2 separate regions of the Homo sapiens genome follow, and region 2 is linked to region 1. Evidence: read pairs that join two places in POLR2A ChIA-PET (ENCODE). Cell type or tissue: MCF 10A. All regions are shown on one strand.

Evidence for each region. Peaks named below come from ENCODE experiments on the same cell type or tissue, not always from the same donor. Only the 100,000 strongest peaks of a DNase experiment are listed, where the experiment ranks them.
Region 2: POLR2A ChIA-PET joins it to region 1 with 5 read pairs; 1 of 35 experiments calls an interaction of 5 or more read pairs at or near these places.

The regions. Positions count from the first base shown.
Region 1 is chr19:17,253,387-17,258,386 of GRCh38, forward strand. USHBP1 (USH1 protein network component harmonin binding protein 1) reads right to left here. Exons shown (of 13, transcript NM_031941.4): 8 at 4,826-4,999; 9 at 3,085-3,334; 10 at 1,999-2,220. Among named protein-coding and RNA genes, the nearest start is that of USHBP1, 8.9 kb to the right of the region's middle. In MCF 10A, no CTCF peak of the experiment used is centred here; a DNase peak (open chromatin) is centred at 1,915.
Region 2 is chr19:18,044,159-18,049,158 of GRCh38, forward strand. It overlaps the pseudogene RPS18P13. Among named protein-coding and RNA genes, the nearest start is that of ARRDC2, 38 kb to the left of the region's middle. In MCF 10A, no CTCF peak of the experiment used is centred here; DNase peaks (open chromatin) are centred at 1,033 and 2,133.

The DNA of each region.
Region 1 (5,000 bases):
TTAAGCAATTCTCTGTCTCAGCCTCTGGAGTAGCTGGGATTACAGGCACGTGCCACCATGCCCAGCTAATTTTTTTGTATTTTTAGTAGAGACAGGGTTTCACCATGTTGGCCAGGCTGGTCTTGAACTCCTGACCTCATGATCCACCCGCCTCGGCCTCCCAAAGTGCTGGGATTACAGGTGTGAGCCACCGTGCCTGGCCAATAATAATTTTTTAAAAATTAGGCTGGACGTGGTGGCTCACGTCTGTAATCCCAGCACTTTGGGAGGCCGAGACGGGCGGATCAGCCTGAGGTCAGGAGTTTGAGAGCAGCCTGGCCAACATGGTGAAACCCTGTCACTACTAAAAATACAAAAATTAGCTGGGTGTGGTGGTGCACGCCTGTAATTCCAGCTACTCGGGAAGCCAAAGCAGGAGAATCGCTTGAACCTGGGACGCAGAGATTGCAGTGAGCCAAGATCGCACCACTGCACTCCAGCCTGGGTGACAGAGCAAGATCCGTTTCCCAAAAAAAAAAAAAAAGAAAAAAAAAATTAAAGGCCAGGCGCTGTGGCTCATGGCTGTAATCCCAGTACTTTGGGAGGCTGAGGTGGGCAGATCACCTGAGGTCAGGAGTTCTACACCAGCCTGGCCAACATGGTGAAACCCCATCTCTACTAAAAAATACAAAAATTGGCCAGGCACGGTGGCTCACGCCTGTAATCCCAGCACTTTGGGAGGCTGAGGCAGGTGGATCACAAGGTCAGGAGATCGAGACCATCTTGGCTAACACAATGAAACCCCGTCTCTACTAAAAAAATACAAAAAAAATTAGCCGGGTGTGGTGGCGGGCGCCTGTAGTCCCAGCTACTCGGCAGGCGGAGGCAGGAGAATGGCGTGAACCCGGGAGGCGGAGCTTGCAGTGAGCCGAGATTGCACCACTGCACTCCAGCCTGGGCTACAGAGCGACACTCTGCCTCAAAAAAAATAAAAAATAATAATAAATAAGCCGGGTGCAGTGGCTCAAGCCTGTAATCCCAACACTTTGGGAGGCTGAGGCGGGCGCATCACCTGAGGTTCAGAGTTCGAGACCAGCCTTAGTAACATGGGGAAACCTCATCTACACTAAAAATACAAAAATTAGCCGGGCGTGGTGGCGCGTGCCTGTAGTCCCAGCTACTCAGGAGGCTGAGGCAGGAGAATCACTTGAACCCAGGAGGTGGAGGTTGTGGTAAGCCAAGATCGGGCCATTGCACTCCAGCCTGGGCAACAAGAGCAAAACTCTGTCTCAAAAAAAAAAAAAAGAGATGAGGTCTCGCTGTGTGGCCCAGGCTGGAGTGAAATGACATAATCGTGGCTCGCTGAAGCCTCCAACTCCGGGTTCAAGTGATCCTCCCACCTCAGCCACCCGAGTAGCTGGGACCACTGTGATAAGGGAAATAAATAACAGGAAACCGCATCTGAAGTCACTCCAGGAGGGCTTCCTTGAGGAGGTGATGTCTAAGCTGAGATCTACAGGAGGTCGAGGACTTTATGACACAAAGAGGGAAGTGACCGGTGTTCCTGGCAGGGACACAGAATATACAAAGGCTTGGAGGTAGGAGAGATGATTTAAAGAGCTGCATTAAGGACAGGTGCGGCGACTCATGCCTGTAATCTCAGCACTTTGGGAGGTGGAGGCAGGCGAAACATTTGAGGCCAGGAGTTCGAGAGCAGCCTGGCTAACATGGTGAACTGCAACTCTACAAAACTGCATCTCTACAAAACATACAAAAAATAGCTAGATGTGGTGGTGCGTGTCTGTAATCCCAGCTACTCAGGAGGCTGAGACAGGAGAATCTCTTGAACCTGGGAGGCGGAGGTTGTGGTGAGCCGAGATTGCAACATTGCATTCCAGCCTGGGCAACAAGAGCCAAACTCCGTCTCAAAAAAAACAAAAAAAAAAAGGCTGTGATTGACAAGGGCTATGTTCTCATTAGTAAGCTACTCCCCTACCAGGTTCAGGCAGGGCAGCTCACCTGATACCACTCTTCCTCGTCCCCGCTGCTGCCACCTCCGCTGCTATGTCCGCCACTGCTGTTTGCCCCACCAGCCTGGAGCTCTGCCCGTTCCCACCGCAGCTGCTCCAGCAGGAGCACGTGAGCTGGACCCAGGGCTCGGAGGGCAGCCTCCCGCAGCTCTAGGCCCCGCTTCTCACGCCGCACCAGCTGCAGCCGAAGCATCAGGTCCGCCAGGGCCTCCTGTGGGACCAAGGAGAGGGGAGAGAATTTATGCTTCTACGGTCAACTGCAGGGAAACTGAGGCCCCAAGAGGCACCCACTGAGGACTATTCAGACAAAAACTGTGACTTTTGGCCAGGCGCAGTGGCTCATGCCTGTAATCCCAGCACTTTGGGAGGCCAAAGTGGGTGGATTACCTGAGGTCAGGAGTTCGAGACGAGCCTGGCCAACATGGTGAAAACCCGTCTCCATTAAAAATACAAAAATTAGCCAGGTGTGGTGGTGCACACCCGTAATCCCAGCTACTTGGGAGGCTGAGGCAGGAGAATCACTTGAACCCGGCAGTGGGGCAGAGGCTGCAGTGAGCCAAGATAGCGCCACAGCACTCCAGCCTGGGTGAGAGCAAGACTCCGTCTCAAAAAACAAACAAACAAACAAACAAACTAGGACCTTCACCATTCACCATGTTCTTGTGAGGTGGAAATATCTTCCTCCCATAAAAGCTACAGCTGTAGAAATGGCATTTCCTAGAGGGGCAAGTAGCTTACATAGGTCAAGTATTAGTTCTGTCAAAGCTTCTGGAGTTTCTCTAACTCCAGAACCTCAAGTTTTTCATGCCAAGCTACAAACCCAAGATTGTGTTCTTTGCTCCCATCTCTTCCCATAGGAAGGGCATTTTGGAGAGCCAGATTTGTAGTCTAATGAGAAACTGAACCCCAGAAAACAAACTCCTATTAATCCCTCAAAACCCCAGCTCCAATTCTCCCTTCACAATGCCTGCACTCAGCCCAGCAGAATTCTCCTTTGCTCCTTGGTCCCCCGACCTCAGTAAAGGATTTTGTCCCACCAAGAAAGACTGACACAGTGGCCACAGCCCATTTGTACCCTTGCGGCCACCAGGTCCTGCTGAATTTGTGTCTTCTCCAGTCGGGGAAGAGCTGGGCCAGCCTGGGTCCCCAGAATGGCCTGCACCATGGCTTCTGCACGGGGCACAGTGGGCATGGGTGCCAAGGTGGGGCCAGGCTCTGAGAGAATCTTCATTAGAGAACGGCGCTCCTGGAGACGCTGGACATAGCTTCGGAGCTGGAAAGCCACTTCCTGTGGGGTGGGCTTATCCACACTGCTGCCTTCAGGGCTATAGAAAACAGAAAAGGTGCCTATGTCAACACTGGCAGGCATAGGTGGGTTAAGTTCATGCCAATCCTGGTAGGGTCCATCACCTTCCATCTCACTGGCCACGATGGAATCTATGCCATCTTTGGTGGTCCCTGTCACACCAACATACCCCACTAGGCACCACCTTCCATCAAGACCACATGGTGGCCAGGTGCGGTGATGCATGCCTGTAACCCCAGCACTTTGGGAGGCTGAGGTGGGAGGATTGCTTGAAGCCAGAAGTTTGAGACCAGCATAGGCAACAGAGTGAGAATCCGTCTTTTTTTTTTTTTTTTTTGAGACGCAGTCTTGCTCTGTCGCCCAGGCTGGAGTGCAGTGGCATAACCTCGGCTCACTGCAAGCTCCACCTCTCGGGTTCACGCCATTCTCCTGTCTCAGCCTCCCAAGAAGGTAGGACTACAGGCGCTTGCCACCACGCCCGGCTAATTTTTTTTTTTTTTTTTGGATTTTTAGTAGAGACGAGGTTTCACCGTGTTAGCCAGGATGGTCTCGATCTCCTGACCTTGTGATCTGCCCACCTCGGCCTCCCAAAGTGCTGGGATTACAGGCGTGAGCCACCGCGCCTGGCCGAGAATCCGTCTTCATAAAAAATTAGCTGCGGCCGGGCGCAGTGCCTAACGCCTGTAATCCCAGCACTTTGGGAGGCCGAGGCAAGTGGATCACCTGAGGTCAGGAGTTCGAGACCAGCCTGACCAATATGGAGAAACCCCGTCTCTACTAAAAATTCAAAATTAGCCGGGTGTGGTAGTGGGAGCCTGTAATCCCAGCTACTCGGGAGGCTGAGGCAGGAGAATCCCTTGAACCCGGGAGGCAGAGGTTGCAGTGAGCCGAGATCGGACCATTGGACTCTAGCCTGGGCGACAAAAGTGAAACTCTGTCTCAAAAAAAAAAAAAAAAAAAAAAAAGACAGGGTCTCACTCTGTCACCCAGGCTGGAGTGCAGTGGTGCAATCTCAGCTCACTGCAGCCTCCACCTCCCAGACTCAAGGCATCCTCCCACCTCAGCCTCCCAAGTAGCTGGTACTACGCGGGCACACCACCATGCCCAGCTAATTTGTTTGTAGTTTTGGTAGAGAAGGACTTTCGCCATGTTACAAGGGCTGGTCTTGAACTACTGAGCTCAAACGATCTGCCTGCCTCGGCCTCCCAAAGTGCTGGGATTACAGGCTTGAGCCACTGTGCCCGGCTGTGGGTGCCAGTTTTAACCAGTAGGCATTGTCATTCATCTTCATGCCAACTGCAATGTCTGTCAACCACCATGCCAACTTTGTCAAGTAGCAACAGGCCAACTGCAGTTGAGCCTCATGTCAACCAACTACAGTGAGCTCCATACCGACCTTGCTGGACACAGCCACACCAAGCCCCGAAACGTGGTGAGCTCTGGGAGCCCCATCCCCCAGTCAAGACCCCACTCCTCAACCAGGCCAGTTCCCAGGGTTCCAGGGGGGTACCTTGGCTGTGGATTCTGCTGTGCTCCTGCATCCATGGCAGCCTCCTCTTGTGCCAGCAGCCTCCATGCTTCCTTTTCAGCTGCTTGCAGGTCACTCATGGGGGCTTCGTCTCCTGCTCCTGAGTCGGCCTCCCGCAGAGCAAGCAGAACCCTGTATGCCTCTTCACAGTGTTCAC
Region 2 (5,000 bases), 790 kb after region 1:
GAAGTCTGAAATCAAGATAATTGCCTGGGTTGATTCTTTCCAGTGGTTTGAGATGTTTAAATGAGCTAATACCTGGTACACACTAAACACTTAGTACCAGTGTACTGGGAGAATAATAAAATGCAGGAATACAGCAAAGCATAAAATAAGCATTGATTGTTGATTGGATGAGTGATTAAGACTAAGTGAAGGGCCAGGTGCTGTGGCTGATGCCTATAATCCCAGCACTTTTGGAGGCCGAGGAGAGCGGTTCAGCTGAGGTCAGGGGTTCGAGACCAGCCTGGCCAACATGGCAAAACCCCATCTCTACCAAAAATACAAAAATTAGCTGGGCGTAGTGGCGCATGCCTGTAATCCCAGCTACTCAGGAGGCTGAGGCAGGAGAATTGCTTGAACCCTGGGAGGCGGAGGTTGCAGTGAGCCGAGATCACGCCACTGCACTCCGGCCTGGGTGATGGAGTGAGATTGTTTCAAAAAAAATAAAATAAAATAAAAAATAAGTGGAGGCTGGGCGCAGTGGTTCATGTCTGTAATCCTGGCACTTTGGGAGGCTGAGGCAGGCAGATCACTTGAGGTAAGGAATTTGAGACCAGCCTGGGCAACATGGTGAAACCCTGTCTCTACTAAAAATACAAAAATTAGCCAAGCGTGGTGGCGTGTGCCTGTAGTCCTAGCTACTTTGGAGGCTGAGGCTGCAGTGAGTTTGAACCTGGGAGGCAGAGGTTGCAGTGAGCTGAGATCGCGCCACTGTACTCCAGCCTGAGCGACAGAGCAAGACTCTTCTCAAAAAAAAAAAAAAAAAAGACTAAGTGGAGATGAGGGTTCAGTGCACCCCCATCTCCTGGCCCTGCTGCCCATGAGCCAGACCCTGAGCTGACAGATTGGTGCCCATTTCCTCTTATGGATTGATACGGGGCTCTTACCTCTGGGTTTGCTCAGCCCAGCAGCAGGCAGTCAGAGCCAGAAGTTGTTTGCAAACCGAAACCGGTCTGCGGCTTGGGCCACCTACTTGTGAAACCAGCTGTCGCTGTTTTTCCTCCCTGTGAGAAAGTCCCCCAGTAAAGCTGCGCGGGGGAGGAGAAGGAGGGTGGAGGAGGGCCGAGTAGCTTCCTGGGAGACCTTGGGGTGTGGAGGCGCTGCTCTGGACTTTGGTTTGCCCATCTGCAACTGGGCACCATGGGGAAAGGGGATTGCAGGCTCCTGGCTGGGGAGTTTGGATTTGGGGATGCTGGACAAGTGACTTCACCTCTCTGAGCCTCAGTTTCCTTATCTGTGAACTAGTGAGAAACACATGGCCACCAGAGCTGCTGCAAAGGGGCATGTCCCTCTCTTCATTCAGGCCTTGGCCCCAAATGTCGCCTATTCCAGGAAGCCCTCCAGGACTGCCTGATCAGGAAACACCCTCCCTCTGCTGCATCTGGTCATGTATTCTACTTTATTCATCACACTTTTCAACACCTGATTCCACATTACAGATGCATCGCTTCAGGTGCATAATGTCCTCTGGGTCCCACCTTTGTCCCCAGACCATGAGTCCTACAAGGGCAAGATTGCTCTCAGTTGTCCCCGGCTGTGTCCCCAGACCACAGCCCAGGGCCTAAAGCACAGCAGGCATCTGGGGAAACATTTCTTTTTATCAGCATAAGATTATTATCTGTGAGCACACTCATTAAGCCCCGGCTGTGTACAGGAGCCAGCGACACCACCATGAATGAGATACAAATTCTTTTTTTTTTCTTTCTTTTTTTTTTTTTAGACGGAGTCTCATTCTGTTGCCCAAGCTGGAGTGCAGTGTGGCACAATCTCAGCTCACTGCAACCTCCACCTCCCAGGCTCAGGTGATTCTCCCGCCTCAGCCTCCCAAGTAGCTGGGATTGGTAGCTGGGACTACAGGCTCCCACCACCACACAGTTAATTTTTGTATTTTTCAGCAGAGATGAGATTTCACCATGTTGGCCAGGCTGGTCTTGAACTCCTGACCTCAAGTGATTCGCTCACCTCAGCCTCCCAAAGTGCTGGGATTATAGGCATGAGTCACCGCGCCTGGCAGAGATACAAATTCCTGATGGCAGAGGAGGGAGAGAGAGTGTGGGTGACGATGACAATTGAACTGAGACCCAAAGGAGGTAGGGGAGACATATGGGCGTCTCTGGGAAGATGGTCCCCGGGAAAGCACAGCCTTTAGACAGGCCCCGAGGCAGGAGCCTGTCTGACTCACCGGAGGAGCTTGGAGGAGGCTGAGGTGGCCTAAGTCGATTAAGCAGGGTGGGGAGGGAAGAGGCGATGGTGCCGTGAGACCAAGCAGGGCCTTGAGGTCTGGGGGGAGAACTTTGGCTTTTACTCTGAGGAAGGTGGGAGCCACAGAGGCTTCTAGACAGAAGAAGGACAAGCCGGACTCAGGATACCAGGGTGGGGGTATCTGTGGGGGATAAAGGGAGAAGCGAGGAGACCACAGAGGGGTGCCACTGCTGGTCCTAAGGAGCAATGATAGTCTGGACCAGGGAGAAGGGACCTTCATGAGAAGGGATCGGATGTGGGAGCAATTTTGATGGTGGATGGGTGGAGGAAGAAGATTCAGGGGCACCAGTGTGAGCCCATCTCACAAGGGAGGAAACTGAGACTCTGGGGACAGAGGGATCTCAGTAAAGGAGAAACTGGAAGAAACCAGTGGAACGTTCAGAGGTGACCAGGGTCCAGGAGGGAGCCCCCGCACCTCCCTGAGTCACAGAGATTGCCAGCTTCCTCCTGATGCAACCTGACCTTCCATCTCTCTCTTTGTTTGTTTGTTTGTTTGTTTTGAGACAGAGTCTCACTCTGTCACCCAGGCTGGGGTGCAGTGGCACGATCCCTGCTCACTGCAACCTCTACCTCCCATGTTCAAGCAATTCTACTGCTTCAGCCTCCAAAGTAGCTGGGATTACAGATACACACCACCACACTGGGCTAATTTTTGTATCTTTAGTAGAGACGGGGTTTCGCCATGTTGGCCAGGGTGATCTTGAACCCCTGACCTCAAGTGATCTGCCTGTCTTGGCCTCCCAAAGTGCTGGGATTACAGGCGTGAGCCACCGCACCCGGCCTCTCTTTGATTTTATCTCTATAATTTCCATCCCTGTCAGAGGGAAGAGGCTCCACCACCTACAGACACCGATAGGCCTGACTCGGCTTCCCACAGATTCATTTACTAACCCCAAACCCCAAGACATGGGTACCAACACTGTTTTACAGATGGGGAAACTGAGGCTCATATAGGCGAAGTGGTTTTCCAGGCAGAGGCAGGATTAGAACCCTGAGCCTTGGCTCTAGACCCCTGCTCTTGAGATGGCACTCTGCTGGGGGTCATCAAACATTCCACCCCGAGATGCATTATTCCTTTCCCAGCTTCTGAGAACTTGGGCTTGGGTGGGAGCCCCCTGCAACGTGCTAAAAATCCAGGTTTAGGCATTTTTTTAATGTAAAAAAATATTTACTTATCATCCAGGCACGGTGGCTTACGCCTGTAATCCCAGCACTTTGGGAGGCCGAGGTGGGCAGATCATTTGAGGTCAGGAGTTCAAGACCAGTCTGGACAACATGGCGAAACCTCGTCTCTACTAAAAATACAAAAATTAGCCAGGTGTGGTGGCGCACGCCTGTAATCTCAGTTACTACAGAGGCTGAGGCAGGAGAAATCGCTTGAACCCAGGAGGAAGAGGTTACTGTGAGCCGAGATCCTGCCACTGCACTCCAGCCTGGGCAACAGAGCAAGACTTCATCACAAACAAATGAACAAACAAAACTTATTTATTTTCTAGAAACAGGGTCTCGCTCTATCACCCAGGCTGGAGTACATTGGCATGATCATAGCTCATTGCAGCCTCAAACTCCTGGACTCAAGCGATCCTCCCACCTCAGCCTCCCTGAGTAGCTGGGACTACAGGCACCTGCCACCATGCCCAGCTACATTTTTTCAATTTTTTGGAGAGACAGGATCTTACTACATTGCCCAGGCTAGTCTCGAACTCCTGGGCTCAAACAATCCTACAGCCTCGGCCTCCCAAACTGCTGGGATTACAGCCTTGAGCCACCAACCTTGGCCAGATTTAGATTTGTATGGCCTTACGTTTCTGAGTTTGTAAGATTATATACGATTCATTTGTTCATTCATGTTCATTCATTCCTGGCCACATCCAGGTGCCTGCCTTATTTGGGGTAATGCTCGAGGCCCCAGCTTGGGAAGGTCCAGGCTGGATAGAGATATTCTTGTTCCCACAGGGTCAAGGCTAGGCTGGAGGGAGGTACCCAGGGCTGGGGGTCCCCAGCGATCCAGGAAGTGGGGGGCTTGCTGAAGAAGGGAACCTCATGCCAAAGGCCTGGGTCCCTTCCTCCTCATGCCCACCACCCCCATGACGAAAGCCAGAGAGGATGAGGGCAATGTGGGGCTTCCATACCCCAAATATGATCCTGGTGCCTGGTATGGAACCCCAGAGCCTGCCACCGTGTCTCTAGTGATCCTTGAAAAGTTCCAGCATATTTTGGGAGTACTCAACACCAACATCGATGGGTGGTGGAAAATAGCCTTTGCTATCACTGCCATTAAAGGTGTGGATGGAAGATACGCTTATGTGGTGTTGAGGAAAACAGACATTGACCTCACCAAGAGGGCGGGAGACTCACGGAGGATGAGATGGAATGAGTGATCACCATTGTGCAGAATCCACAGCAGTACAAGATCCCAGACTGGCTCTTGAACAGACAGAAGGATGTAAAGGATGGAAAATATAGCCAGGTCCTAGCCAGTGGTCTGGACAACAAGCTCCGTGAAGACCTGGAGCAACCGAAGAAGATTCCGGCCCATAGAGGGATGCACCACTTCTGGGGCCTTCATGTCTGAGGCCAGCACACCGAGACCATTGGCCGCCATGGCCGTACCTGTACCGTGGGTGTATCCAAGAAGAAATAAGTCTGTAGGCCTTATCTGTTAATAAATAGTTTATGGCCGGGCGCGGTGGCTCACGCCT